Regions from separate parts of the Mus musculus genome. Here region 2 is linked to region 1. A link is a contact called in ENCODE Hi-C or POLR2A ChIA-PET data. All regions are on one chromosome and are shown on one strand. Each heading gives the region's core, a stretch centred on a gene start or an enhancer-like site at or near the end of the contact. The rest is flanking DNA. Distances are from core to core; before and after follow the strand shown.

What was found. Hi-C counts contacts between places; a loop is a spot of excess contacts on that map. ChIA-PET counts read pairs that join two places held with the same protein, here RNA polymerase II (POLR2A).
Region 2: a map of gastrocnemius shows a loop between it and region 1 (3-fold over the local background). The contact joins two enhancer-like sites. A Hi-C loop is called at or near these places in 1 of 37 maps with a recorded cell type or tissue (gastrocnemius). POLR2A ChIA-PET finds 5 or more read pairs at or near these places in 2 of 5 experiments (Patski and embryonic stem cell).

What each region holds. Positions count from the first base shown.
Region 1 is chr11:119,623,284-119,627,144 of GRCm38, forward strand. The region is part of intron 1 of Rptor (regulatory associated protein of MTOR, complex 1); the gene reads left to right. Among named protein-coding and RNA genes, the nearest start is that of Rptor, 22 kb to the left of the region's middle. Within about 2 kb of position 2,448, at least 1 of the 3 ENCODE cell types and tissues checked has a DNase peak (open chromatin) inside an H3K27ac peak, as active enhancers do.
Region 2 is chr11:119,661,603-119,665,500 of GRCm38, forward strand. All of the region lies in intron 2 of Rptor (regulatory associated protein of MTOR, complex 1), which reads left to right. Among named protein-coding and RNA genes, the nearest start is that of Rptor, 61 kb to the left of the region's middle. Within about 2 kb of position 2,414, at least 1 of the 3 ENCODE cell types and tissues checked has a DNase peak (open chromatin) inside an H3K27ac peak, as active enhancers do.

The DNA of each region.
Region 1 (3,861 bases), core at 1,198-3,697:
AGAGCACTAGTTCTCACCCTGCCTAATGCCGGGGCCCTGTAATACAGCGTCTCTTGTGGTGACCCCTAACCACAGAGTGATTTTTGTTGCTACTTCATAATTGTAATTTGCTACTGTTATGAACGTAGTGTTAGTATCTGTTTTCCGATGGCCTTAGGCAGCCCTTGTGCTGTGGTCATTCAACACCCACTAGGGGATTGGGACTCACAGGGTGAGGATCAGTGTTGTAGATTCCACCCCCTCCCCAGTTCTGTTCCTTTTTCTTCCTTTTTACCTTTGTTCCTTCCTTCTTCCACTTTCTATTTCTCATTATTGTCCAGTTGTGAATAAACACTTAACTGTGTGAAGAGCATGGGGCATACAAAGCTGCGTGTGACACTGCCTCCACGGGTGGACAGAGTGCCTGCTGCACACGCTTTGCTTCTTCTGCACACTCAGCTGTGCACTGAGATGTTTTTTTTTTTTTCTTGATCTTCTCTGTGAGTAGCATCCTCAGAACAGAGCATACACAGGCAGTTTCTAAGAGATCTGGAAGTGGTCCTGTGCCTAGTAGCAGACAGCAGCAGGGAAGGCTCTGAAGGATCTAATGGTGCTCTTCAAGGCTAGACCAGCAGTTTCTGAACTTTAGGAATTAGGAGATGGCTTCTGAGACGACTGTGCAGATCCCTTACTGGGGCAGACTTGGCTGATTTCGAGCCTGTCCCAAGAGATAAGGAGCTTTCTGTGCCAGGCAGAGGATGGCTGACGCAGGGCCCGTGGACGGCAAATGGAGCACATCTAGGGGAGAGCACGGCTGATTCCCAGGGCTGTGGGCTTCGATGGTTGGCTCTTGAATTACCCATGTAGTTTTCTGTGAAACAGGCTGCCATGCTGCCATTGCTGAACACGATTGATGAGAGGTTCTCAGTGTAACCAGGTTGTTCCTGTCACTGAGAATTTAGCTCCTGTGTCCTCACCTGTTTGCTCCAGGTGTATGCTTGGCTCTGGTCATGTGTATCTGATCTTATATATTTACAGTGGACAACAGAAGATGGGTAGTTTAAGTCTGTGTCTCTTTTTAAATTTAGAAAATGAATCAGGACTTTGAATGCATGATGGTACCTGCAGTGTATATCCAGTGTTCTGCCTCTGTCTGCTGGGTACCAGTAGGCTCTGGGTAGGCTCTTATAGCAGACACCTATGAATCCGGTTGCAGTGTTCCTCTGTTAAGCTGGTGGTGGCCTTGGCCTGATGTTCCTGGTGGTGTGGAACTTAAAGTAACTTGGATCCTGTTGTAACAGGTGCTGAGTTCCTTGGCAGAAGGATGTTGTGAAGCTGAGCAAGCAAAGGTCGGTTGTGAGTGTCTGGGGCCTTTCCAGATTGTTGGCCCTGAGCAAGCAGAGGTCGGCATCGTGTTGCCAGAGAGAAGCAGGGGTGCCTCCCAACTTTTTTGCTGCTTTGCATAGGTTTGGCTCCAGCTGGTGATGGTATGTGAGATGGAACTGGGTAGTGCCTGGTGGCCAGGTCCTTTAGGTGTGTCCTATCTTCAGAGCCATAGTTGTGTGACCTGGGTGCTGCAGTCTTTCTCAGTCGTGAAGGGAATTGGTCAGTATCCTGGCTGTGCTGTGGTGAAGTTTACTTTCCCTTTGTGGGACTTAATCGAGAGCTACAGAGAACTACTCATCTGGGAGTTTCTCAGGAGGGCTGTGACATGTGAATTTTCTTTTTGAAATTTTAAGGTTAGAACTCAGGGGAACTAAAAGTAAAAGAGTAAGGAAATGGCTAGCTGTAGGGCAAGCTGTGAATAACCAAGCCAAAGAACCTGGGCAGGCTTTCCAGCACGCAGGGGAGAGGCTGCTCTTCTGGTGCCTGTGTGCTACGGTGGGTGGGTGGAGGGAGGAGGCTGGGAGTGTGCTGTCTGTGGTGGTGGAAACCTTCCTTCCTAGCAGCCCCTCAGTTCGCAGTGATCTGTTCTTACTAGAGGCAGCTGACAGCAGCATTTGGCCTGTCACTTCTCTGTAGTTTTAGAAAATGTATGCCATCATTGTGGTGTTACTTTGATCTAGTGTTTATTTAGAAAAAAAATTTATCCTGAGAAAATGGGAATTATGTTCTGAACTTTGAATTAAATCAAGGCTTTGGTAGCTGGTGAGTCATGAAACTTTATTAAAATAAATGATCTCAGACATGTTGGATATTTACTGACAAGATGTTACCAGAGTTCAGACATTCAGAGTGAGCCACACATTATTTATATGGATTCATAAAATACCAAGCAGGCATGGGAGCATAGTGGCTGGATTCTATATCTTTCCCCAGCCCTGCCCACTGCCCTGTGAACAGGTGCTGAAAGCTGACGAGGGACGGCAGCTGGAGATGGTGGCAGGACGGACTGTGGAGGGACTCCTGGTCCCACGACAGCCGCCGGTGCTTTAGCTCATCTCTCCTTAGTGTCCCAGGGCAGTGTGCATGCCAGGGCTTCCATGGGCCACACAACTTGGGGTGCCTGTTATCCTTGGCAAGGTGGGCCTGTTCTTGGCATTTGTCCTTTTTTGTGCCTTATAACAGTAGTTCAAGGGCAGCTGAACTTAGAGTGTTCTTAGAGTGAATTCTATTCCGGGCTATTTGCATATCGTGAGTAGAGGTTTAAAGTTTGTAGTGTTTCTCAGAGCCGTGGCCTGCACCCCATAGTCTAGGAGCAGATGCAGTGCTATCTTCATCCTTTGCATGAGCATTTGTGTGGTTTGGAGCATCTGAGGCTGTTCTCAGTCAGGTCGAGGCTTCGAGCTGATGGTCTGCATAGATCATTCTGCTGTTTGTAGTGTGTCAACGGCGCTCTGCACTCAGGCAGATGGAGGGTCTGGTGAGGACGTGCAGAGGCTGTGAGGGCATCAATCCTCTGTTTCTGGCATGGGTTTAATTGTGTAGTTGGACTGGGAAGCCATATGTTAACTTCTACTTCAGCCAGCCTGATCTCCCTGCGTATGCCAGCTCTACACAGGCCTATCTTTCTCTGAAATTGAGCCTGAGAGACAGAAATCCACACTTGACTTGTCACAGACTTTGCTAAATTGAGACATGCTGAACTGATCGCTGCCTTCTACTTTACAGGTGATCCCCGTGTCCGTGCTGCCGTTGTCTCAGGTAGTGTAGTGGGCAGCGTTGCCTTCAGGATGTGCTTGTCTTATTTCTCAGTTTACTTCTTATATAACTAAACTTGAGCCCATGTCCCCTTTTCAAAAAGCAATAATGAGAAACTTCAGGCAATGTGCAGTTCACCCCTCCCCCTCTGCTTTCCAGAGCTCTGCTTCACCTCTGAGTGGGTGCTGCAGGGATTTTGCAGGTGACACTTGGCCTTTCCATATTTTCCTTTTCTCTCTCTTTCTCTCTTTCTTTCTTTCCTTCAGATTTTATTTATCTTATGAATGAGCACACTGTAGCTGTCTTCAGACACACCAGAAGAGGGAATTGGATCCCATTACAGATGGTTGTGAGCCACCATGTGGTTGCTTGGAATTGAATTCAGGACCTCTGGAAGATCCGAGAGAACTCTTAACCGCTGAGCCATCTCTCTAGCCCATATTTTTCTTTTCTTGTTCCTCTCTTGCTTGCACATTCCCATCTTAGGACACCCGGGCCCTGTTCACAGACCACAGCTCCAGTTTTGAAGTGGTGCTGACTTTAGGGCTCTGGCTGGAAGGTTTCCTCTGACGTTGGTATTTCTAAGGTCTCCTCACATGGCTAGACTTGCTCATGTTTCACATCAGATCTCGGCAGTCGTAGAAGGCACAACAGTGTGAAAGCCCCCTGCAGAAGGCTTAGTGAGGAGCTGCCTGTTGAATGAAAATATTACGTTGTCAAGAGACTGCTCCCTCTGTTTAT
Region 2 (3,898 bases), core at 1,164-3,663, 38 kb after region 1:
TGTGGGTGGAGCCATCCCTGGGCTGGTGGTTTTATAAGAAAGCAAGCTGAGGCGGGCTGGCGAGATGACTCAGCAGGTAAGAGCACTGACTCGGTTCAAATCCCAGCAACCACATGGTGGCTCACAACCATCTGTAATGGGATCTGGTACTCTCTTCTTGAGTCTGAAGACAGCAACAGTCTTTTTTTTTTTTTTTTTTTTTTTTCGAGACAGGGTTTCTCTGTGTAGCTCTGGCTGTCCTGGCACTTACTTTGTAGACCAGGCTGGCCTCAAACTCAGAAATCCACCTGCCTCTGCCTCCCAAGTGCTGGGATTAAAGGCGTGCGCCACCACTGCCCAGCACAACAGTCTTTAAAAAAAAGAAAGTAAAGCAAGCTGAGCAAGTCAGGGGAAACAAGCGTCAGCTCCTGCTTCCTGCCCTGCTTGAGTTCCAGTCCTGACTTCCTTTGGTGATGAACAGCAACGTGGAAGTGTCAGCTGAATAAACCCTTTCCTCCCCAACTTGCTTCTTGGTCATGATGTTTGTGCAGGAATACAAACCCTGTCTAGGACAGCTAGTGAGGCGATGGGAGGTGGAGGGCTGCTTGCAGTATCCGAGCAAGTCGCCCGTAGGACTAGTTGCCATCCTGTGACTGTCATGCATGTGACCATGTAGTAGGCTACAGACTAGTGTTACATGCCAGGTCTTAGCAGTCAGAGAACCAAGATTTCATTAAGACCCCGGCTTCGTTCCCCCAGGCTCACTCTGCCTGCTGGGATGCTTTGAGTCTCTGTCTTCCTGAGAGGAGCTGATAGTGCCACCTTCCTTATGACTCAGGGGCACTGACTGGGACCCTGGGATCAGCTCCATGCAGAGACCTGGACAGGGGCTTTTTTTGTCATGTCTCAACACCCTAAAACTTCTACTTTGTTATGCTATAATTAATACTAGGTAATTAGTAAACAACGGAAATTTACAGTTCCTAGTTCTGTAGATTGTAAAACTCAAGGTCCACATGTAGCAGATGGTGTGTCTCGTTTCTGCTTCCAGGCTGTTGCCTTGAACATCCTCACCTGGTAGGACAGGGCAAAGGGGCTAGCTAGTTGTTTCCAGCTCCAACTCCCCCACCCTTTAATTAATACCCCTCCCCCCCATTTCTTGGTGTAGTTCTGTCTGTCCTGGAACTTGCTCTGTAGACCAGGCTGGTCTTGAACTCAGAGAGATCTGCCTGCTCTGCCTCCTTAGTGCCACCACCACCTAACTTGCAGCCCTTTTAATAAAGTCTCTCTTCCCCGTTTTAGGCACCTGCTACTTAGTCTCTTCCTGTTCCCCATCCTGGCACTGTCATGCTTGGAGTTTATATTCCAAGATAGGAATTTGTGGGACATATTTATATCATAGATCAACTGGTACTCTCCCTTCTACAGTAACCCCCCTTTCCTCTCAACACAGCAGGGAGCCAAGGTCCACTTGTGCCCACCTGTGTGGCCGAAGGAGGGATAGATACAGCAAACGTGCCTCATTTGATCATGCTGGCCTCTGGGATGGCCGTGTGCTCAGAGTTGACGTCTAGCAGATGTCAGATGGTAGAATTCATGGTGTTCTGACAAATTAGACCTTTAGTGTGTCAGAGAGTTGTTGAAGCGTAGCCCAGAGCTGTGCTGGAAGCTGTGAGTGTGACTGTGGCCTGTGGGAAGGGGAGACAGAGCTACCTGTGCTGAGATGAGGCTGCTCAGATCTCAAAGACATGGTTCAGGGGCCTAAAGAATACCAGGACCCCTGTGTGCCGTTTCTTGTGTTTGCACCACCTGAGCATGAGCCAGAGAACATCCCAAGGCTGCCTGGAGATCATGCCAGTCAGTGCCTCTGAGGAGAGAGTGAGAAGGCACAGGCCCTGTCACCTGTTCCAGGTGGTGGGACATGAGCTGTGAGTGTCATGGAGTAAAAGCATTGTTGGCTGGTTCCCAGGAATTGTGAACTCTGGGGGAGCCCTTGCTTTTAGCCACCTTTATCCTCATTCCTCTGCCTTCAAAATGCTGTTTTGCTTTCTGGAAACGACTCTTGTCTCTTGTCAGAAAAGCAGGGAGAGGCTGTTTGGTTTTATGGCTGACATTAAATGCTACAGTGGTAATACTAAACACAGTTCACAGAATGGGGTGCCCTAGTGCTTGTTGGGGACTGCCTGCCTGACAGCAGTGTGCAGAGCCAGCTGCTGAGCAGAGCAAGTGGGATGGGGTGTCTGTTCTAGCTGGTAGTGGTTTGGCTGTCAGAAGCATGGAGATTCTGGTACCCCAGAGAATGATTTGGGACACACTTGGCCCTGCTGCCCAGAGCTCTTTCGATGAACTAAGACAGTGGGTGCATCTGCTCTTGGCCTGGCTTTGACTGCAGAACACATGCACAGAGCCTGCTACTAGCAGGGGAGGTGAGACTGGAGCTCCAGATCAGAGCCAGTAAGAGGTCACCTGGAGTGGCCTGGGCCTTGGAGAACACTATGGTGAATGTCAGATGGGCATGGCTGCAGAGCAGAGTAGTGACCTTGGGCTGGCTGAACTTGGCGCTCCAGGCAGGCAGTGGGATTAGCTGTGACCATGGCTCTTTGGGCAGTGGCATAGTGCTAAAAGCAGTTGGAGCCTCTGCTTTCTGGGCTCTTGGTTTAGAATACTGCATTCTCTGTCCTGTTGTGCTGGTATCTTAAGGTAGTGTCCCTGTTCTCCTTTGAGAGAGGATAGCATAACCACTGTGGTTCCCCCTCATTCCTTTCTAGTAGACATAAATCCTGAGGCTGTATTTTAGGTCAGGTATTCCAGCCACTCTCCCTCCCCTGTGCCAGGCTGTAAAGTATTGCAGCTCCAGGTTTTCATCATTCTGTAGGCACGTGGGATATGAGGCTTTTGGGGAGGACAAGGCCAGCTATGGATGGTAGCTTTTGTCCTAAGATCTATCCCATTCCAGGGCTGAGGGTCCCACCATTAGTCAGACCCTGGAGTGGATCTGCTCAGCTCTACAGAGCCTTGTGGCCAGGCTTTGCTCTGAAGCTCAGTCAGGAGACAGGCCCCACAGTGTGTTTGCCACTAATTATAAAATGGAGGGATGACATTATGATTAATAAGATACAGTCATCAAGAGCCATCCCTAATTTCAAAGTTACCCTTTTGCTATTATGTATTTTCTCAATCAAAAATTAGCCATTCAAGGTTACACAACTAATTAATGGCGGAATCCTTGAAAGGCACTCTGATTTACACTCCATGCAGTAGGCAGTGCTCAACTAATAAGTCAATTAGCGAGTGTTTACATGTCTGCTAACACAAGGCACTGAGAACTGCAAGGGTTCATGGAGCCTCGAGCTCTGTGTACTACCCCTGTTCTTGCGTTTTTACTGTGGTGGCCACACACGGAGGCTGCACCTGATCCAAGTGCATGGGCTGACTCCGACGGCACTTCTAGACTCAGGGCACCCATGAAACTCTTCGCACAACATGGAACCAGAAGCCCACATTGCCAGTGCCTGTGATGGCTCTTGGCAGCACATCTTATTTGATTCTTATCTGAGTGGGAGTGTCAAGTGGGCTCAGCTAGCTTCTTTTCTCTTTATGGGTGACTGCATTTCAGATTAGGACCAGGCACAGGAGCCCGCACAGGTGGAGAGTCTTAGAGCCTTCCTGGAGCGCTGTCAAGGGTGACAGTGGTTCTTTGGAAGGAAAGGCTGGGGGCAGTGCATCAAGGTGTGTGTGTGTGTGTGTGTGTGTGTGTGTGTGTGTGTGTGTGTGTAGGTGTGTGTGTGTGTGTAGGTGTGTGTGTGTGTGTGTGTGTGTAGATGATAGTTGGTAAAGGAGAGAGAGAGAGAGAGAGTGAGAGAGCGAGAGTGAGAGAGCGAGCAGTTCTGCTGTTGCTGATGGGCAGCACCAGCTGTGC